4 separate regions of the Homo sapiens genome follow, and all the other regions are linked to region 2. Evidence: chromatin contacts called from ENCODE Hi-C or POLR2A ChIA-PET data. All regions are on one chromosome and are shown on one strand. Each heading gives the region's core, a stretch centred on a gene start or an enhancer-like site at or near the end of the contact. The rest is flanking DNA. Distances are from core to core; before and after follow the strand shown.

Region 1 (2,700 bases), core at 188-2,687, 540 kb before region 2:
AAGTTTTCTTTATGAAACCAGAGATTCTGACATGATGACTAGTGACAAAAATAGGATGAATTAGAGATTTTTTGAGCAATTTATTAAACAGCTGGGAAAACCTGGCCCAGAAATAGTGTCTTTTCTAGCTGTCTACATCGTATCCTTTAAACTGACTTGCCAAAGGGTGATTTACTGAGAATTTAATATGATGGAATAAACTTCTGAGATATCACTGCAACCCACACTCTTGTCATAGCAAGAATGAGTTGAAGAAAGGGCTTGGGGGAGGAGTTCCTAGATGTCAGTTCTTTTCCTGGAGGGCTCTGGGCCTGCAGCAGTACCTCTGGGATGGAAAAACCGTGGGCAAGATGACCAGGTGGGCACCAGGGAGTACAGGGCTTTTTGCTTTTTGCTCTGGGAACCTGGAGGAAGAGTCCCCATGACTTAGGCATGTAAGGTGTTGTAATTTCTCTTCCTCTACAAAGTCACTATACAAAGAAGAGACTAAAGTCACATAAATAAAAACAATTCTAGGCTGCAAGATATATCTTGCCCATGTGTTCCCTTTCAATGGCAGAATTTGAGTGGCCTATTAGGAGCCATTTCTTGGGCACATCTCCAAGGGGGGTGCCTGAGCTTCCCCTGGAGTGGGGCCTTGTAACTGTTTTTCCTTTTTGTTGTAACAGATGAGACTCATCGATGCTGACCACTATTTTTAGGCTGCTGGGTCAAGGTTTCTGATACATCATCCTATAAAGTACACTGCAAGTGGGCCCCAAGAAAGAATAAATACCACAGGCAAATCCTATGTTTGAAGTTCCATTGTCTAGAAAGCCTGCAAACTTGGTGTATGTCTCTTTAACCTTTTTAGTAAGAATTTTTTTCTTTTGCTTACAAGTGGTTCTCAACTTGCTCTACAGTAGAATCCCCTGGGAGCATTAAAAAACATCTCTGGAGCCCCATTACCAGAGATTTTGATTCAGTTAGTCTGGGTTGGTGTATAGGCATCAGTATGTCTTAAATATTGTCCAGATGGTTCTAATGTGCAGTCAATAGTTGAGAACTCTGGCCTCTAATGCAGTGGTCTCTGGACCAGCAGCAGCAGCACCTGGAACTTGTTAGAAATATACAGCCTTGGGCTCTGCCTCTCACTTGCTGAATCAGAAGCCTAGGGGTAGCTCCTAGCCAGCTGTGGTCTATGAAGCCCTTCAGGTGGTTCTGATGGACCCTACACAATTGTGGCAATTGTGATCGAACTGTATTGCACTACAGTGACTCACAACTTTTCTTGTGCTAGAAAAACACAAAACACCAGAGGAGCTTTGGAAACACCAATTCTCAGGCAGCACCTCAGACCAATAACATCAGAATCTTTGTCAGGCGGTTGCGGGGGATCCCCAGGTGATTGCAACGTGCAGCCAAGGTTGAAAACCCACATTACAAAGTGGTTTCTCCTGAGTAAGGGCTGGGAGGTCATAACTAGAGTCATTAACAGCCTACAAGTTTGTCTAGGAAAGTTTTTGAAAAGGGGTGAGGACTTCCTTGCTGGAAGAGTTGCCTTTTCCTCTTCACAGAGGGCTTGGCTGTGGGCTGTAAGAAATGGCCCTATGGGTCTCCCTTAGTCATCAAACAAGTTATGCAGACCCCAGAGATGAGAGCTGTTTGACTACTGAAGGGTCTCACCTCCAGCAAAGAAACAGAAACAGTGTGGATTGATCTAGATCTTGCTAGGGAAGAGCATTGGCTAAGAAAATAGAGGGCATGGCAACTTCTTTTCTATCCCCTCTCAATTAGTGTCCTGTACCAGTCCAGCTGCATGGCATTTTTGTTTTGAGACAGGGTCTCACTCTGTCACCTCGGCTGGAGTGCAGTGGTGCGATCACAGCTCACTGCAGCCTCAACTTCCTGGACTTAAGTAATCCTACCACCTCAGCCCCTGGAGTAGCTGGGACTACAGGTGTGTCCCACCATGCCTGACTAATTTTTGGTATTTTTTGTGGAGGTGGGGTTTTGCCATGTTGCCCAGGCTGGTCTCAAACTCATGGGTTCAAGTGATCCTCTTGCCTCAGCCTCCCAAAGTGCTAGGATTGCAGGCATGAATCACTGTGCCTAGCTTACATGGCATTCTTACAGCAAAAGGTGCTCCTTGCAGTTGTGCAAAAGGCTGACCCTGCCTAAAATGCTCATCTCATTGCAATGAAAAGAATCAAAATGTGACTTTGTTTAGACAGGGAAGTCACCCATGATTTTGTTATTGAAATACCAGGGGTTCAGTTTAGGTCCTGCTGCTTGCCACGCAGAAAGCCAATCACTGAGACAATGAGTATTGCCAAGCAAGAAGGCTTTAGTCGGGTGCTGCAGCCAAGGGGATGAGAGATCAGTCTGAAATCTGTCTCCCTGACTCACTAAAGTTAGGGGTTTATATAGCAGAAATGTATCTATATTCAGGGAAGCAGGAATTAGGGAGTGGTAAGGAGGAATTGGTTAACAGGAAGGAGATTATTGGTTAGGCAGTCATAAGGGGTGAGGAGTTTGGCATCTCATTGTCCAAATACAGTAATCTGGTGAGTTTCAGTCCCTTGATGTTATGTGGGGGTCTGACGGTTGGTTTCCTGAGAAAGAACTCAGATAAGACAAATGTAACTCTCTCAAGTTTTAAGACTGAGAGGGTCAATTTCTATGTTTATTCAAAATAAACTGTAAAAATCAGATTTATGG
Region 2 (2,700 bases), core at 6-2,505:
CCTGAGGTAAAGAGGAAGGAGCTGGACTGGACACAAATAATTTGGTAATAAACTTGTCCCCCGGAATTTGAAAAGGAAGCCTTTTTTTCATTAATAAAGTAGTTAAATGAAAATAACTTATAAGGTTGGGCATGGTGGCTCATGCCTGCAATCCCAGCACTTTGGGAGGCCGAGGCAGGTGGATCACCTGAGGTCAGGAGTCCAAAACCAGCCTGGACAACATGGCGAAACCCCGTGTCTACTAAAAATACAAAAATTAGCCAGGCACAGTGGTGGGTGCCTGTAATCCCAGCTACTCGGGAGGCTGAGGCAGCAGAATTGCTTGAACCCAGGAGGCAGAGGTTGCAGTGAGCCGAGATGGTGCCATTGCACTCCAGCCTGGGCAACAGAGCGAGACTCTGTCTCAAAAGAAAAAAAAAGAAAAAAGAAAAAGAAAATAACTTATAAATGAAGTGTGTAACAGGTAAATGGAACAGAGATAAAACTTAGATTGACAACAGAAATAAGTGGTTTTCCTTCTTTCCCTGTGTGCAAATAAGAAAAAAAGTGGTTGGCTGGGTGCAGTGGCTCACGCCTGTAATCTCAACACTTTGGGAGGCTGAGGTAGGTGGATCACTTGAGGCCAGGAGTTCAAGACCAACCTGGCCAACATGGTGAAACCCAGTCTCTACTGAAAATGCAAAAATTAGCCAGGCATGGTGGCAAGCACCTGTAGTCCCACCCAGCTACTCAGGAGGCTGAGGCAGGAGAATCCCTTGAACCCAGGAGGTGGAGGTTGCATGAGCTGAGATCTCACCACTGAACTCCAGCCTGGGTGACCGAGCGAGACTCTGACTCAAAAAAAAAAAAAAAAAAAAAAGAAAAGTGGTTAATGTTATGCGGGGAGAATAAAAGCAGCAGCCCTGAGTCATGTTCCATCTTCTAATAATTCTGCTCTGTAAAGATGCTCAGGGCTGAAATCAGCAACCTAGAGAAGACCTACTTCAGAGCACTGGCTAAATTATGGAGAATGTTTTCAAGACTGCACTGAAATAATAGCAGGACACTAAGAGTGAAAGTAATAGTGGAAGTGAGTAAAACTTGGAGAGAAGGCAGCCGCTCAGCGTGAGAAATAACTACCAGAAGCCACTCACTTGCTGCTGTTTCCTATCAAATCCTTCCATTTACTTGCAGGAGCAGAAATTTACTGAAAGTAAATGGAAGGATTTGATAGAAAATCAAATCCAGGCCCTGCAACAGCGCAGAAACTTTTGCTAGATCCCCACTTGCATATTTTATTTACGTAGAATTCTCTTTTCATTTAAAGTATGAATAATCAGCTGCTGCTGCTTCTTTTTTTTTTTTTTTTTTTTTTTGAGACAGTCTCACTCTGTTGTCCAGGCTGCAGTGCAGTGGTGTGATCTTGGCTCACTGCAACCTCCACATCCTGAGTTCAAGCAGCAATCCTGCCTCAGCCTCCCAACTACCTGGGATTACAGGCCTGTGCCACCAGGCCCAGCTAATTTTTGTATTTTTAGTTGAGATGTGGTTTCCCTATGTTGGCCAGGCTGGTCTCAAACTCCTGACCTCAGGTGATCCACCCACCTCGGCCTCCCAAAGTGCTGGGATTACAGGTGTGAGCCACCGTGCCAGGCCCTAATAATCAGCTTCTTATCAGCACCAAGCACAAAATTTCAACTTTAGGATACTTATTTAATGGCAAAAATATATACAATAGTACTTGTTTTCAGCTTTCCATTTTTAGGTAGGAAAATCAAGTAAAAAATATATTTTGGGGAGCTAAATGATGAGAACTTATGAATACAAAGAAGGAAACAATAGATACTGGTGTCTACTTGAGGGTGGAGGGTGGGAGGAAGAGGAGGAGCAGAAAACATAACTATTGGGTATTGGGTTTAATAATTAACCTGGGTGATTAAATAATCTGTACAAAAAAACCCTGTGACATGAGTTTACCTGTGTAACAAACCTTCACATGTATGCCTGAACCCAAAATATAAGTTAAAAAATACATATATATACATATATATATTTGGACAGGAAGGTGGCTCACACCTGTAATCTCAGCACTTTGGGAGGCTGAGGTGGGAGGATCATTTGAGCCCAGGAGTTCAAGAGCAACCTGGGCAACACAATGAAATCCCACCTCTCTTTTAAAAATTAAATATGTGTGTGTGTGTATATATACACATACATATATATATATATATACATATATATATACACACACACACACTCTCAAAAGGAATATATTAAGTACTATAATACAGATTATATTACTTAAGGCCGGGCGCGGTGGCTCACACCTGTAATCCCAGCACTTTGGGAGGCCGAGGTGGGTGGATCACCTGAGGTCAGGAGTTTGAGATCAGCCTGGCCAACACGGGGAAACCCCGTCTGTACTAAAAATATAAAAATTAGCTGGGCATGATGGTGGGTGCCTGTAATCCCAGTTACTCGGGAAGCTGAGGCACAAGAATCACTTGAACCCAATAGGCGGAGGTTGCAGTCAGCGGAGATCATGCCATTGCACTCTGGCCTGGGCGACAGAGAAAGACTCTGTCTCAAAAAAAAAAAAAAAAAAAATTACATTACTTAAAATTATTTTTGGCCAGGCGCGGTGGCTCACGCTTGTAATCCCAGCACTTTGGGAGGCTGAGGCGGGCAGATCACAACGTCAGGAGATCGAGACCATCCTGG
Region 3 (2,700 bases), core at 21-2,520, 580 kb before region 2:
AGAAGCCCGTATAAACTCGATTCCTATACAGAGAGTTGTGTATCAGGTTCTCTGCCACCTGGAGAAGGTGTTTGATTGTTCAGTTCTGTCAGTCCTGTTCAGCAGGATTAACCTGAAGGAGTATCCCGATTTAATTGAGATTCATAAAAGCTTCAAAAAGGGTAATCAATTCTCTCCCCTGTCTTTTGGGGTCTAGGTCTGGTTTTCATTCTTTCACTTGGTCAGTCGCTCATTTAGCAAGTATTCATGAAATGCTCACATGCGGCCGGGCGCGGTGGCTCACACCTGTAATCCCAGCACTTTGGGAGGCCGAGGCGGGCGGATCACTTGAGGTCGGGAGCCTGACCAACATGGAGAAACTCCATCTCTACTAAAAATACAAAATTAGCCGGGCACGGTGGCACATGCCTGTAATCCCAGCTACTCGGGAGGCTGAGGCAGGAGAATCGCTTGAACCTGGGAGGCGGAGTTTGCAGTGAGCTGAGATCGCACCATTGCACTCCAGCCTGGGCAACAAAGAGTGAGACTCCTTTAAAAAAAAATAATAAAGAAATGCTTACATGTCCCAGGCCCTGTGCTAGGCGGTGTGAATATAACTAACCTGCGCCCTGGCCTCCTTTCGTTGGCAGTCTCTGAGGACCTTGGTCCAGGTGTCTCAGGACATTTCCCAGTGCTGCAATATTTGCTCCCTGATTGTAGACTTCAGAGAGTCCTCCCTTTGTTCCTTGGGTCTGGGCCACCCCTGGGGAAGTCTGTCTAGTTCCTCCACCATGTCCTCTCTCTTTGGGAGCCTCTCATCTTTCCAGACCCAATTTAGCCAAAACTCTGCTGTTTTCTAGCCCCACCTTTAAGGCTGTTGGGTTTCTCTTACCTAGAGGCATCTCTCTAGGATCTTAGCTCTTCTCCTCGGGAAATCCCTTTGTTTCTTCTGTAAGATTTGCACAGTTCACAGAGACATTCCACTTACAGAATTTGTATGGAGATAAGCTTTCACGCCTCTCTGATCATCTTGTTGGATGATTAATTATGGTTTACAATTTTTCTACTGCTCCATCATCCTTAAAACCTGAGAGGCTCATCATCTATAGGACTTCAGTGGTTTTGTGCTGTTATTTTCTTTCTTGGCTGCCTCAGAGGAAGAAACAAGCAACACCAAGTCACAAGCCACTGAGATTCAGAGTGACTGAAGGGCTAGGAGTTTCCCACTGAATTGTAAGAACACATGGTGCTTCGTTCATGTGGTCATGAGATGGAGTTCCTGGTCACTTGCTTGCAGGCCCTAATTAATTCTTTTCTTTGTTCAGTGCTCCCCTTTTCCCAGAAAAGGGATGGAAAAGAGACAACAAAAATGCCCAGCTTTCAACCAACCTGTAAACAAGGTAATAATGTCTGGACAAAAACTTTGTTTTCTGGTCTACTAAGAAGAAAAGGAGACAGGGAACCGAGGTCTGAGGGAAGACTGCACTGCTGGGGATGGTGGCAGAGCTGGTTGAGGGTCACTTTGTGTTGATTCCAAAGTGACCTGACTCCAGCTGGAATCCAAGAGCACTCTCAAGAGGTGGCAAAAACAGACTTTCCCCCCAGTAACCCGGAGGGTAGAATGAGGATCTGAGTGTGAATTACTAGTTTATAGGAGACCTTCAGTGAGAAGCGGTGAAGGGCTAAGAAGGATGTGCCTATGGCCAACAATGTCAAAGAAGATACTCTTGGTGATGCCAGAAGAAGGGGCCAATTTAAACGTGGACATGTTGTTCAGCAGCAGGAATATTCAAAGAGAAACTTAGTCATACAGAAAGACACAAAGAGGGAGTGACGCATATGCTGAGAAGAGGATGAGGGTATTTTGAGAGAGGGAGGAAGAAGGAGGGGAAATGAAAGACAGTCAAGGACAACAATAAAAATAACCGTATTATGAACAGCTCACTGTGATGGAATGCCTGCTCCGTGGCAGCTGTGGGTTTATTGCTCATGGCTGCCTTTGGAGATTAGTATTATTTATGTGCCCATTTTGCAGATTAGGAAACTGAAACCCAGAGGGACAATGTATGGGGTTGCGTAGGTCAGATGAGAAAAGATAAACCCAGAGCCTTTGTTGTTGTGTTTTTTGGGAGGGAAGGAGGTAAAATTCAGATGTTAACCATTTTAAAGTGTGGAATTCAGTGACACTTAGTATATTCACAATGTTGTACGACCTCCTGTCTCTAGTTTCAAAACGGGTTAATCATCCCAAATGGAAACCCTATGCCCATTAACCAATTATCTAATTTCCCTCTGCCCCTAATCCCTGGCAATCAGTAATCTACTTTCCGCCTCTACAAATTTGCCTACTCTGGACAGTTCATGAAAATGGAATCACACAATATGTGGCCTTCTGTGTCTGGGCTTCCTTCACTTAATAAGATGTTTCCAGGTTTTTGCCACGTGGTAACATGAATTAGTATCTCAAGTCCTTTTGATGGCTGAATAATATTCCATCATACATCTCTACCACATTTCGTTTATTCATTCATCAGTTAATGATGGGTTGTTTCTATCTTTCCGCTATTGTGACAGAAGTTACATTCTTCCTGTTACCCAGGGAATCTAATGGAAAAGATAGAAACAGAAACATGAAACAAAAATGGGGAAATACATGCAGAAAAAAAGATCCAGGGAAAAAAGAATACAAAGAGCTGGAAGAAGTGGAGGTGACCCAAACTC
Region 4 (2,731 bases), core at 1-2,500, 660 kb before region 2:
CAACCCTGTCAACACCTGGATCTCAGACTTCCAGCCTCCAGAATCATGAGGAAGTATACTTCTGTTGCTTAAGGCACCCGGTCTGTGGATCTAGGTAATGGCAGCCCTATCAAACTAATACCACACCTATGTCTAGCTCGGTTCAAAGGATTTTGCATGGGTTGCTCATTTGAGCCTAACCACAACCCTGGTACCATACTCATTTCTCAGATGCAGGAGCTGAGTGCCAGGAAGTGGTGATAAGGGGGCTGGGGAAAGGAAGAAAGTCTAAATCTTGGGGTTCTGGACCTTGTGAGGTTAGGGAAAGGAGCTTTGGTTGCCCGATCTGCCAGGCCCTTCTACATCTGAGCTCTGTGGGGAATCAGGCCTATGGGGAACTGGGGTGCTCAAACCACACCCCTAAGCCGGCCCATGCTATAGCCCTCCATGCCCCCAGTACAGCAGTGCCCCTGTGTCTCTATTTGGAACCCTGGGATCTGAGTCGCTGCCTGGCACTACCCAAAGGGACTCATCTCTATGGTGCAGTTCCAGATACTGAGGCCAACAGGGGTGAGGAAGAGAAGTAAGACAGCCCTAGGCAGGACACATTTCCCCCGTGTGCCTCAAAGGATTTAATCATCATGCACTGACTCTCACGCCTGCCTGGAGAGTCAGATTCTCTAATATGAGATTGTGTGGAGCCCACTGGTTCTTCAACTACCATTCTCAGTCAAGTTGATAGTATGGCTAATATTTATTGAGGTCCTACTATGTGCCAGGCCCTGTCCTAAGTGCATTCCATAGAGTTTCTCATTTAATTTTCTTGGCATCCCTGTGAGATGGTCTTCAATGTTATCACTATTTTACAGATGAGGAAACCGAGGCTTAGAGAGTTCAAGTGTGGAGTTGGGATCCTGTCTGACTCCTATGCTGGCTGTCTATTTCTTTTTTTTTTTTTTTTTTGAGATGGAGTCTCATTCTGTTGCCCAGGCTGGAGTACAGTGGTGCAATCTCGGCTCACTGCAATGCCTGATATGCTGGCTGTCTTAACCATTAACTGGCACTGACTGTATACCTTGCCCTGTGCTGCCTTTGGCTATAGTTGGCTGGACATGTTCCCCAATCCCCTTGTGCTGGGCAGAGAATCAGGAAGGAAGCTGGGGTGTAAGAACGGAAACTGCCAACCAGTACCACAAAGATCTGAACTCTTATTCACGTGGTCTGTAACCTCCTGCCCGCTCTCCCTCCCCCACCCGTGGTCTCTGCCTGGGAGCTGAGATTGTCCCCTTCTGTTTAACTTGGTGTTTGACCCCGGCCACCTGCTGTTCATTTCATTCAGTTTCACCGGGACACCCAGACCAGGGCACGGGAGGTGGCCCTGTTACCAGTTCTTTGTCATCTGTAGCTGGTTGTGAAATGCCCTGGCTGATCCACACCAGAAGAAGGAGAGAAAATTTCCCTGGGGCTGGAATTGCTGGGGCCCTTCCTAGAGGAACAAGCACAGCCCAGAGACAAATCTGAAGCCACTGCCTGTACACGTGGGTTGGGAACTGCCTGTCCAGGACACCTCCTGCAGAAGACTGGCCCAAGGCCTTGTCCTTTCCTTGGCAGGGACAGTGCGGGGACGAGAGAGTCCCAGGGGGGTCATGTGAGCTCTGTTTCCGGAGTCTATCTGGGAACCTTTTCCTTCCCTGCTGGTCCACATTCCCGGAGCTCTGCGAGTCAGCATCGAGGTGAAGGTGGGCCAGCGCAGGCCCTTCCCTGTGGCCTCTGAGTCTGGGGGGGTTGCCATCCTCTGGGTCTGATGTACCCTCCTTATGTGCAGGGTGGGGGGTGCAGAAGTAGAGTAAGTGGGCCAGGCGCGGTGGCTCACGCCTGTAATCCCAGCACTTTGGGAGGCCGAGGAGGGTGGATCACGAGGTCACAAGATCGAGACCAGTCTGACCAACATGGTGAAACCCTGTCTCTGCTAAAAATACAAAAAAATTAGCTGGGCACAGTGGCACGTGCCTGTAATCGCAGCTACTCGGGTGGCTGAGGCAGGAGAATTGCTTGAACCTGGGAAGCGGAGGTTGCAGTGAGCTGAGATCACGCCACTGCACTCCAGCCTGGTGACGGAGCAAGACTCCGTCTCAAAAAAAAAAGAAGTAGAGTAATTGTGCCCAGGAGCCCAATCCATGTCTGTTAGGAGCCTGCTTCCTGCCACCGGTCCCTGGGTGGCACACTGGAAGGTGCTTGGCATAGAACGAGGGCAGTGGTGTGTCAGCAGGCCGGGCACAGAGGCAGATGGACTGGGGGCCTTGTTGAGAAGCCAGAGGCCATGTCGAGGCTGCACAAGGCCGTGACTGCCTGCTTGAGTCTGGGGAAGCTGCAGGGCTCCTGTTCCAGGTGCCCACCAGCCACTGCGCCAGGGGAAATGCCTCTGAGAGCACATCAGGGGCTTCTCAAGCTGCAGCCACAGGGGCTGGGCTTGGCACAGAGTGACGGAGGAGGGGGCTGTTCCTGCAGGTTTTGGTAAGGCGCTGCCTCCTAACCACAGCTGATCCTATGTATGGGCTGATGTCTAGGCTCTTCTTTAGAAAAATTAGCATAACTGTCTTCCCTTCCACCCCTCCGCACCCCACGACCTGCAATCCCTCTGAGCCCTTATCTTCACTTATCAGACACCCAACACTCTTCTTCTCATTTTCTGAATGACTCCACAGTTCTAGAAATTAAAGCCTGCTGTATTCTGAGAAGGTGCTTTCTGTTT

Evidence for each region. A loop is a pair of places that touch in the nucleus more often than their neighbours do. ChIA-PET counts read pairs that join two places held with the same protein, here RNA polymerase II (POLR2A). Pooled maps may share reads with other maps.
Region 1: a map with no recorded cell type shows a loop between it and region 2 (5-fold over the local background). The contact joins two enhancer-like sites. A Hi-C loop is called at or near these places in 2 of 37 single-sample maps with no recorded cell type and 2 of 50 pooled maps. POLR2A ChIA-PET finds 5 or more read pairs at or near these places in 1 of 52 experiments (activated CD8-positive, alpha-beta memory T cell).
Region 3: a pooled map shows a loop between it and region 2 (4-fold over the local background). The contact joins two enhancer-like sites. A Hi-C loop is called at or near these places in 2 of 50 pooled maps. POLR2A ChIA-PET finds 5 or more read pairs at or near these places in 3 of 52 experiments (A673, B cell and MCF 10A).
Region 4: a loop to region 2 is called in a pooled map, with 3 times the contacts of the local background. The contact joins two enhancer-like sites. A Hi-C loop is called at or near these places in 7 of 50 pooled maps. POLR2A ChIA-PET finds 5 or more read pairs at or near these places in 2 of 52 experiments (B cell and activated B cell).

Annotation. Positions count from the first base shown.
Region 1 is chr2:230,536,373-230,539,072 of GRCh38, reverse strand. All of the region lies in intron 24 of SP100 (SP100 nuclear antigen), which reads right to left. Among named protein-coding and RNA genes, the nearest start is that of SP100, 120 kb to the right of the region's middle. Within about 2 kb of position 1,437, at least 2 of the 41 ENCODE cell types and tissues checked have a DNase peak (open chromatin) inside an H3K27ac peak, as active enhancers do.
Region 2 is chr2:229,999,011-230,001,710 of GRCh38, reverse strand. All of the region lies in intron 3 of FBXO36 (F-box protein 36), which reads right to left. Among named protein-coding and RNA genes, the nearest start is that of SLC16A14, 69 kb to the left of the region's middle. Within about 2 kb of position 1,255, at least 2 of the 41 ENCODE cell types and tissues checked have a DNase peak (open chromatin) inside an H3K27ac peak, as active enhancers do; they include B cell, where a contact is called at or near this core.
Region 3 is chr2:230,582,266-230,584,965 of GRCh38, reverse strand. All of the region lies in intron 1 of LOC112268431 (a long non-coding RNA gene), which reads left to right. Among named protein-coding and RNA genes, the nearest start is that of LINC01907, 120 kb to the left of the region's middle. RefSeq lists enhancers at 613-752, 1,873-2,092. Within about 2 kb of position 1,270, at least 2 of the 41 ENCODE cell types and tissues checked have a DNase peak (open chromatin) inside an H3K27ac peak, as active enhancers do; they include B cell, where a contact is called at or near this core.
Region 4 is chr2:230,659,275-230,662,005 of GRCh38, reverse strand. No RefSeq gene overlaps it. Among named protein-coding and RNA genes, the nearest start is that of LINC01907, 40 kb to the left of the region's middle. RefSeq lists enhancers at 1,376-1,932, 2,567-2,731 and a cis regulatory region at 2,254-2,731. Within about 2 kb of position 1,250, at least 18 of the 41 ENCODE cell types and tissues checked have a DNase peak (open chromatin) inside an H3K27ac peak, as active enhancers do; they include B cell, where a contact is called at or near this core.